Regions from separate parts of the Homo sapiens genome. Here regions 1 and 2 are each linked to region 3. Evidence: chromatin contacts called from ENCODE Hi-C data. All regions are on one chromosome and are shown on one strand. Each heading gives the region's core, a stretch centred on a gene start or an enhancer-like site at or near the end of the contact. The rest is flanking DNA. Distances are from core to core; before and after follow the strand shown.

What was found. Hi-C counts contacts between places; a loop is a spot of excess contacts on that map. Pooled maps may share reads with other maps.
Region 1: a loop to region 3 is called in a map of CD8-positive, alpha-beta T cell, with 10 times the contacts of the local background. The contact joins the promoter of DCAF5 here to the promoter of MAX in region 3. A Hi-C loop is called at or near these places in 2 of 168 maps with a recorded cell type or tissue (CD4-positive, alpha-beta memory T cell and CD8-positive, alpha-beta T cell), 1 of 37 single-sample maps with no recorded cell type and 6 of 50 pooled maps.
Region 2: a loop to region 3 is called in a map of CD4-positive, alpha-beta T cell, with 9 times the contacts of the local background. The contact joins the promoter of SNAPC1 here to the promoter of MAX in region 3. A Hi-C loop is called at or near these places in 3 of 168 maps with a recorded cell type or tissue (CD4-positive, alpha-beta T cell, CD4-positive, alpha-beta memory T cell and naive thymus-derived CD4-positive, alpha-beta T cell) and 5 of 50 pooled maps.

What each region holds. Positions count from the first base shown.
Region 1 is chr14:69,151,746-69,154,445 of GRCh38, reverse strand. DCAF5 (DDB1 and CUL4 associated factor 5) reads left to right here and starts at 1,327. Exons shown (of 9, transcript NM_003861.3): 1 at 1,327-1,681. The coding sequence starts at 1,468. RefSeq lists silencers at 883-1,522, 2,343-2,392, 2,553-2,700.
Region 2 is chr14:61,761,105-61,763,804 of GRCh38, reverse strand. It overlaps SNAPC1 (small nuclear RNA activating complex polypeptide 1), which reads right to left and starts at 1,385. Exons shown (of 10, transcript NM_003082.4): 1 at 1,217-1,385. The coding sequence starts at 1,344. RefSeq lists enhancers at 415-1,158, 1,159-1,902, 1,970-2,059, 1,903-2,646, 2,647-2,700.
Region 3 is chr14:65,101,166-65,103,865 of GRCh38, reverse strand. MAX (MYC associated factor X) reads left to right here and starts at 1,349. Exons shown (of 5, transcript NM_002382.5): 1 at 1,349-1,562; 2 at 2,294-2,320. The coding sequence starts at 1,527. RefSeq lists enhancers at 935-1,084, 1,778-2,278 and a silencer at 1,415-1,764.

The DNA of each region.
Region 1 (2,700 bases), core at 78-2,577, 4.1 Mb before region 3:
TTGACGGGTAAACCTCTTCCATGTTCAGCCGATCTTTTTTTTTAAAAAAAATTATTATTATTTTCCCCAGATCAGAGATGTACAGCCCATCTTTCAATGATGATTCTACTCAACTGCTCCTGTGCCATCTCTGGTCCAGAGGATGTAATTCCTGCTAACTTGAAAGGGCAAAACTGACAAGTGCCTATTTCAGTAGCTTATTACCACTTAATGACAGAGGATAGCTTCCAGGAAAAGTACTATAATACATCGAAAAGGGGACTTTTAACTGTATCTGGTAGAATTCCAAAGCATTTAACACCCACTAGGGTCAACGCGGTGACTCCCATCCTACTGAAGTGCAGCCACTTCTGGCCTGGAGCGCAGCTGCTGGTTAACAGCTGTCCAACCTCAGTGCTCCCCACTCGAGACCTTTAAGAGGAGCTCACCGAACCCAATTAAATAACATATATCGTTAGTTTCAAATCACGCTTCTTGTGTCGTGCAAATTTATCTGGAACGGAGAGAAGTACCTCGTGCTTCTCGGGACTTCATCAACTCGGTTTTGGCAATTTTCTTCCTACTTCTTTATCCCTTTCTCTTTCCCCCCATGTACCACTCTAATCTGCCAGACGGAACAATTTAGCCTTTTTCAACTAAAGGACCGGAGGAAGGAAGAGTTAGAGAACTGGACTTGGGGATGAGCGGTGGTGTTAAACATTTACCGGGAGAGGGGAAGGGGCGGGTGCGCGAACAAAACCCCCAGGCAACGTTCCTCCAAGTGTGCGGCCCTACCTCCCGGTTCCCCCGCCTCGGGCAGGGCCGGACTGCCCAAGGCAGAGGCCAGCAGAGGAAGGAGGGCCGGAGCCCCCGCCCGCACCTTCCCCCACTCCAGCCGCATTTTCCCCGAACTCGTACGGGCGCTGGCCTCCGGGCAGCAGCCGGCCCGCGGGTCCCCGCGGGAGGAAGGCGAGCCAAAGCCCGGCGGCCACTCGGATTGTTACGCGCATTCAACTCCGCGGAGTGCGGGGCGCTGGGGTGCAGAGGGGTCTCCGCCCGGCGCCACCCAGGTCCCCAGGCGGGAAGCGGCTCAACTGGGAAAGCAGCCGGCGCCCGTGGTCTCCGGGCCGGCCGCCCGCGTTCTTCCGGCCAGCCCCCCGCGGAGGGGAGGGGCGCCGACGCCGCGTTCTCGGGGCCCCGCAGCCGGCGGAAGGGCCGCGCATCGCGGAAGCGCGGCGGCAGCTGAGGATCAGCTGCTGGAGGAGGCGGAGAGGCAGAGGGAGGAGCCTCGGGGGGAAGGAGAGGGAGGGGACCGTCAGGAAGCCGCGAACGCCGCCGAGTGTCTGCACACCTCGCTCTGCCTGCCATGGCTGGTTAAAGAACCATCCGGATCGCAGCGCGGGGGGAGGGCCGGGTGGGGGGAGCAGCGGCCGCGCGTGAGGCCGAGGGAGGGGCGGCGGCGCGAGCGGCGGCGGCGGCGGTTCCAGCATGAAGAGGAGAGCTGGCCTGGGGGGCAGCATGAGGTCAGTGGTGGGCTTCTTGTCCCAGCGGGGCTTGCATGGGGACCCCCTGCTCACTCAGGACTTTCAGAGGAGACGCCTGCGGGGCTGCAGAAACCTCTACAAGAAGGACCTCCTCGGCCACTTCGGCTGTGTCAATGCCATTGAATTCTCCAACAATGGAGGCCAGTGGCTGGTCTCAGGTAAATCAACCCCCTTCCCCTCCCCGCGCCTCCCCGCACCCTCCCAGCCTCCCCCTCTCGCTCTCCCCCGTCACCCTCCTCCTGCCCTCTGTCCCCACCCCCTCCCTTTCTCTACCCCCTTCTGCGGTGGGAAGGTTTGGTGTCAAATTAAAACCATTGCAGGGGGAGGGGAAGGAGAGGATGTCTTCTATAAAAAAGACCTAAAATGGTTGACAGCTCCTTAATTCGCTTTATCCCAAGTGCAAAGTGATCTCTCCTGATGCCTGCCCTGAAAGTGTAGGTCGGGGAGGGGGGCGAGGTTACCGCTCTACAAAGTTTGACGGCAAACTCTTCCTCCGCGTACTTTAAAAGGTGCTGGGGGCATTTTGGGGATGTGGAGGGTGAGGAGGCCGAGGAGCGCCGGAGGCAAGGGGGAGCTGAAGCCCCCGTCGCCGGCGTTAAGGAAAAGGGGTCTTGGGGCTGGGAAGCGGGCGGTGACAGACCCGGACGCCGAGGGGCCGGGGGCTGCGACCCGGGGGCTGGCGGGGTCTGCAGAGGGGAAGTGACTGGGGCGGTAGGGTCGCTGTGGGCCGCCCCCCTCGGCGCTCTTAGAGGCCCAGCACCATCGCCTTTCGTTCGGTTGTGGCCTCTTCTGCGTCTTGTTTTTAATACAGTTTCGAGAGTGGCGAGGGCTGTGGAGGCTAAAGGGCACCAGCCTGAACTTGAATGCGCAACTTGCGAGGCAGGCGGTAGGGTGGGGGACCCCCGGGAGACTTGTTGGCGGGAGCCCGGCGCCCCGCACCCCGTTTCCCGCGGCCGCTGTTGCAAGTGGTCTCTGCTTCTCCTCCCTCTCGCCCAGACGGGCCTGGTTGCCCCCGGGCTCTCCCTCTGGTTTGGGGAAAGTGGCGAAATCGAGGCCGGGGCTCCGGCCGGGCGGTGTAGGCCTCGCTCTCCCGGGGCTCCTAGCGACAGGCAGCTGAATCGATAGCCTATTGCTCCCGGGGAGGCCCGGGCCCCGCGGGCCGCGGCGACAGCTGCCC
Region 2 (2,700 bases), core at 136-2,635, 3.3 Mb after region 3:
ATAGCGGACCCTGCAATCAAATGCAGCCAATTGGGTTCCATAACCTATGCCCTTAACAATCCCACACTGCCTTTTCAACTATACCATTACAACAAAATGTGGAAAGCGGTGACATAAAATAAAAACAGGGTGCTATGCGGGGAAAAAACATGAACAGCGTACTCAGTCTAGAAGAGCAAAAAAGACTTCCCCCGAGGATGTCATTTGAGCTTAACCCTGAGTGAAGAATAAGGTGGACAAAACAAGAGAGTTGCGGTGGAAACTCCAGGATTAGGAAAAGCCTGTAGAGGGCCCAAAGAAAAAAAAAAAAAAAAAAAAGCAGCTGCTGGAGCAAGAAAGTGAGTGCATGGAGGGGACTGGCAGGCGAAGCTGGAGAGATAGGCAAAGGCCAGTGAGGAATGGTCTTGGCAAGTCAGAGAATTCAAGCGTTATCCCAAAGGCAATGGGCACCACTACAGAGTAATAAGTCGGGGAGTGACATAATCAAATTTGCACTTTTGAAAAACAACTTTTGGGCCGGGCGCGGTGGCTCACTCCTGTAATCCTAGCGCTTTGGGAGGCCGAGGCGGGCGGGTCACGAGATCAGGAGTTCGAGGCCAGTCTGGCCAACATAGTAAAACCCCGTCTCTACTAAAAATACAAAAAATTAACCGGGCGTGGTGCCGGGCACCTGTAATCCCAGCTACTCCGGAGGTTGAGGCAAGAGAATCACTTGAACCTGAGAGGCGAAGGGTTGCACTGAGCCGCGAACGCGCCATTGCACTCCAGCCTGGGCGACAAAAGGAGACTCCGTCTCAAAAAAAAAAAAAAAAAAAAAAAAAAAGACAACTTTGGTTGTTGGAGGAAAAATTAATTCAATCTTGAAGGGTTTTGTCTTTGCTTGTGTGTTTTTAAACATCAGGTCCTAGAACAAGACTGGGGAAGGGCAAATGATAGTGGCCTGGCTCAGGGTGGAGATGGGAGAGAGGAGTTTAGAAGGGAGGCCAGGCAGAGACGCATATTTGGGAGGAGGCCGCAACAACCATCAGGGCACAATGAAATAGAGCAGGGAAAGCGCGTTGCCTGAGCACAGGGGAAGGTCCAGGAGTCATGGAGGCAACCTTCGGTGACTGCCGCTCTTCTCAGCCCTTCACAAGTGCAATATCGCCGGGAAGGAGGCAACTTTCTACACCACCTGCGGGCAGGGAGAGGCGGGTGGTGGACAAGAAACACCCACCAGAAGATAGTCCCGAACTTCATGTTTCTCCAGAGCTCCGTGAAGTCCTCGAAGCGTACACTGTCCGTCTCCTGGAAGCGGCTGAGCAGCGCCTCGCAGTCGGTCTGCAGGCCGGGAGGAGTCCCCATGGCACCCGAAGCCCGCACGCCTCCGAAGCCCGCACGCCTCTAACGGACTAGCCAGCGGTGGTCGCCCAGGAAACCAAGCCCGAACGGCCCGCCCCCTACGGCGTGCGCACACGCGCTCCGTGATGCATTATCCGGCACCTTTAGCTCCGCCTTTATCCGGGCTCTTGCCACCGGTCGTGTGCTTACTGCGCGTGCGTGAAAGCGTTCTGATGTTTTACTGGCTGAGATTGCTTTCACCCAGAGTGCTGAGATCCACCCTTCTTTGGAAGAGGTTTACGTCTAAAGTGTTGTGTTTGCTCACGAGCGGTTTTAGGTCTTCATTTTCCGCTAGGTTATGTAACTTGACTTTACCCTTACTAGCACTCTCCTTTAAACTGACCCTAGTGTGACATAAGTGAACTTTTGAGCTAGGAAAGAACAGTCCCAACCCCAACCCCACTCCCACTTGGGAAGAGAAGCTAAAGAAGGCTTGCTAGGAAACAAACTGCACTCATTCTCCTTCTGGTCATCGAGAACCCTAATACTCTGTACCCACATAATACGATGCTTAATGTGCGGCCCTCTCTTTGTAGCCCTGGCATTCTGCAACCACTCTTGAAAAGAAGAGCTGCATTTCATACCCTCTTGTAAACAGCCCTCCTCCTGCCCTGCCACGCATTCACCCCTGTGCTACATAGCACTTAGCAGAAAATACCTACTTGTTATATTCTTGTTATATTATTATTTGGATGAATTGCCTTTTTGTGTACACGCTGCCACCTAGCTTCCTTCCTCCAGGAGCTAGCTATGGAGTAACATTTTGAACTTTAGATCATTTCTCTGATTGAAAGGTAAGCTATCATTCTTTAGAAGAGGTATCCTGATATAATAGAAAAACATTGGGCTTTCTGTGTGTAAATGGAGTGTCAACTCACTTTACTTTTCTGATCCTTGACCTGTTTTTGTTTGTTTGTTTGTTTGTTTGGATTTGTTTGTTTTTTGTTTTGAGACGGAGTTTCGCTCTTGTTGCCCAGGCCGGAGTTCAGTGGCGCGGTCTCGGTTCACTGCAACTTCCGCCTCCCGAGTTCAAGCGATTCTCCTGCCTCAGCCTCCCGAGTAGCTGGGATTACAGGCATGCACCACTCCAACCGGATTTTGTTTTGTTTTGTTTTGTTTGTATTTTTAGTAGAGACAGGGTTTCACCATGTTGGCCAGGCTGGTCTCGAACTGCTAACCTCAGGTGATCCGCTCCCCTCGGCCTCCCAAAGTGTTGGGATTACAGACGTGAGCCACTGCACCCTGCCCTCTTGACCTGTTTTTTAAATGTTATGTAATATTTTATGTCACAGAAAAATTTATGCGATGTGTGAGATAAAA
Region 3 (2,700 bases), core at 100-2,599:
TTCAGCATAGATGACATGCTCACGTTGAGGAATGTGTGTCACAAGAATTGTGTGTGACATATCCCCAAATTTCCACATTCAAAAGTCAGGGATAATATGGTATTCATCCGGGAATCAGTAACTCATGGGAAAAGCTCAAGATGTCATTCACTTTGGAGACCAGATGTAAAGGAGTAGTATGGGTACTTTGTCTCAGGGTGGAAAGTGTCTGTTATGGTTTTCTTCCTTCCCATGGGACTTGTTGCACACTCTTACAATGGCGGCAGGACCGGCACGCTTGCTTGCACAGCTGTGAGCTGCATGAAGGCAGGGATGGTTTTGGTCTTATCCGTTATGGCATCCCCTTGTGGCAAGTTAGGTGTTCAATAAATATCGGTGGAATGCATGTGATTACACTTCATGCCACAGTATATAAATATGATTTTAACTGGACAGGGAACTGCAAAAGTTTCCCATATTGATCCTTTTTGCAATCTTAATTATGGTACTCTGAGCTGGGATATTGCCTAAACTGTCTGGGCTACAACAAACTCTGAAGGGGCTTTTACTTCCACGTCCATAGTGGTTGAGGGTTCGCGTTGTGTGAACGCTGGAGCCTCACGTGAGTAGCTGAGTAGCGAGGATGGTCACTCCCAGATAAACGAATACAGGATTCTCGCGGCTGGGAGCGGTCGCCCGGCGAGGTCGGTCATTCTGCCTGTCCGGTAGCACCACGAAACACCTGCCACTGACACCTCCCCACCAGCCCCCGAGGGTTCGCGCAGGCATCCCGAGCCGCGCCCCCTGGTCCGCCGCAGCCAGATTCCCTCCCGGGCGGGTTACGCCCCTAGGCGCAAAACGGAACCACTCCGTATGAAGAAGACAAAGTATAACCAGTCACACCAAAGAGAGGCAGCATTATTTAGACAGCCGGCTACTCCCCCAGAGACTCCACCCAGTCCCCTGGGCCCGGCGTCCAGCGCGCAGACGGTGCCCGGCTCCAGGAGTTCCAGCTCCCTCCACGTGTCCTGTCTTCCCAGCAGCCTCCTCTGCCGCCTCGGGAGGAAAATCTCCTGACAACTCGCGGTCTGCGGACTACGACTCCCAGGAGGCGCCGCGCCGCGGCTCTCCCCGCCCCCCCCCGCCCCCCCCCCCCTCCCCGGGACGCGCAGGCGCCTTGGGCTCCGTCAACAAGCCGGGCTGGCGTCGCCTGGATGCGGTTTCTTCCGGGATTTGTAGTTTTTCTGGAGCTACCCGGGCCGTCTGTTAGAGGGACAAGAACTACAAGTCTCGGCTGCCCCAGCGCTGCGAGCCTGGTCACGTGGCGGGGGCCGACCGGGCGTGCGTGCCGCCGTTGATCCGGTGCTGCAGTGAGGAGGTGGTTCTTGCCCGTGTTGTGTGTGTGTGTGAGTGAGAGAGCGAGTGAGTGAGTGAGTGAGTGTGTGTGTGGGGGGGACTCGGCTTGTTGTTGTCGGTGACTTCCCCCTCCCCTTCACCCCTTCCCCTCCCCGCCGCCGCTGCAGTGGCCGCTCCCTGGGCCGTAGGAAATGAGCGATAACGATGACATCGAGGTGGAGAGCGACGTGAGTCCTGGGGCTTCTTCCTTCCCGTGCGGGTTGTCAGGCGGGGACAGCGGCCGGGGCTCTTAGCGGGGCGACGGCGGGAGGGGGCCGGGCTGCCGCCGCCTCCTTCCCCTTCCCCTCGGGGCCAGGAGTGCCTCCGTCGCGTTCCCGGTTCGCTCCCCTCCGGCTCCTGGCCGGAGCGGCCTCCTGGGACTGGAGGTTGGGGGAAGACACGCGGCTTCTGGGACCCCCACCTCCTCCCTTGCGGGAGGGTGCTGCGGCCTCCCGCTCCCACCTTCCCCGGCTCAGGATCCGGGGGACAAGGATGGGGGGCGCCCGGGATCCCATTGTCCGGATCCAGGGGAAGGGGACGGCGTTCAGGACCTGCCCCTTCGGACTGCGATCCTCTCCTCCCGTGACCCGCGGATCCTGGGGGCCGGGGAAGGGCGGAGAGGGGTTGGGGGTGCCTAGATGCCCGAGCTGGGTCTGCAGGGAGGAGACAGTGCTCGGGACCCCTCTGGCCCAGGTCGGATCCCGGAAGGAGGGGCGGCGCTCGGGACCCCTCTACCCTGCTACCGGATCCCGCCGAGGGTGGAAGGGTGGGGGCAAGGGGTGGGGAGGGAGGAAGGGGTGTCGGGCTGACTCCCCACCCTCCGCTTCCTCTGCCGCCGGCATTTTCTTTCTTATTATTGAATGTTAAGTGTAAAAATAACTTCTATATTTTCTATTTTTTTTTTTCTCTCTTATTCCAGGAAGAGCAACCGAGGTTTCAATCTGCGGTACGTCTCCTACTCTCCATTTCATTTTTATTTCCGTTCAGTTCTATTCCTTTTTGGGGTCAGAGAGAAAAAGAGATCGTACTATTACTTTTAATATTGTAGTAAACTCTAATGTTAACCACTAAGGTGAGGTGGGGCCTGGTTCTGGAGGGTGGGGGGGTTGCAAATCCCATTATTCTAGATTCTCAGGTGATAAGTTCAGTGATTCTAGGTGAGTAAGAGGAGCTGTATGCAAAGAATTGAATTGTTCTGTAGTTTTCAGATAGGGGATCCAGATGCCACTATGTAAGTGGAAATGAGAAATGCAGCATTCTGGTCTGGTAGTATTATTTCAGGGCAAAGTGGTCAGAAGATTTATTTAGGAACAAGTAGGTTTTAAA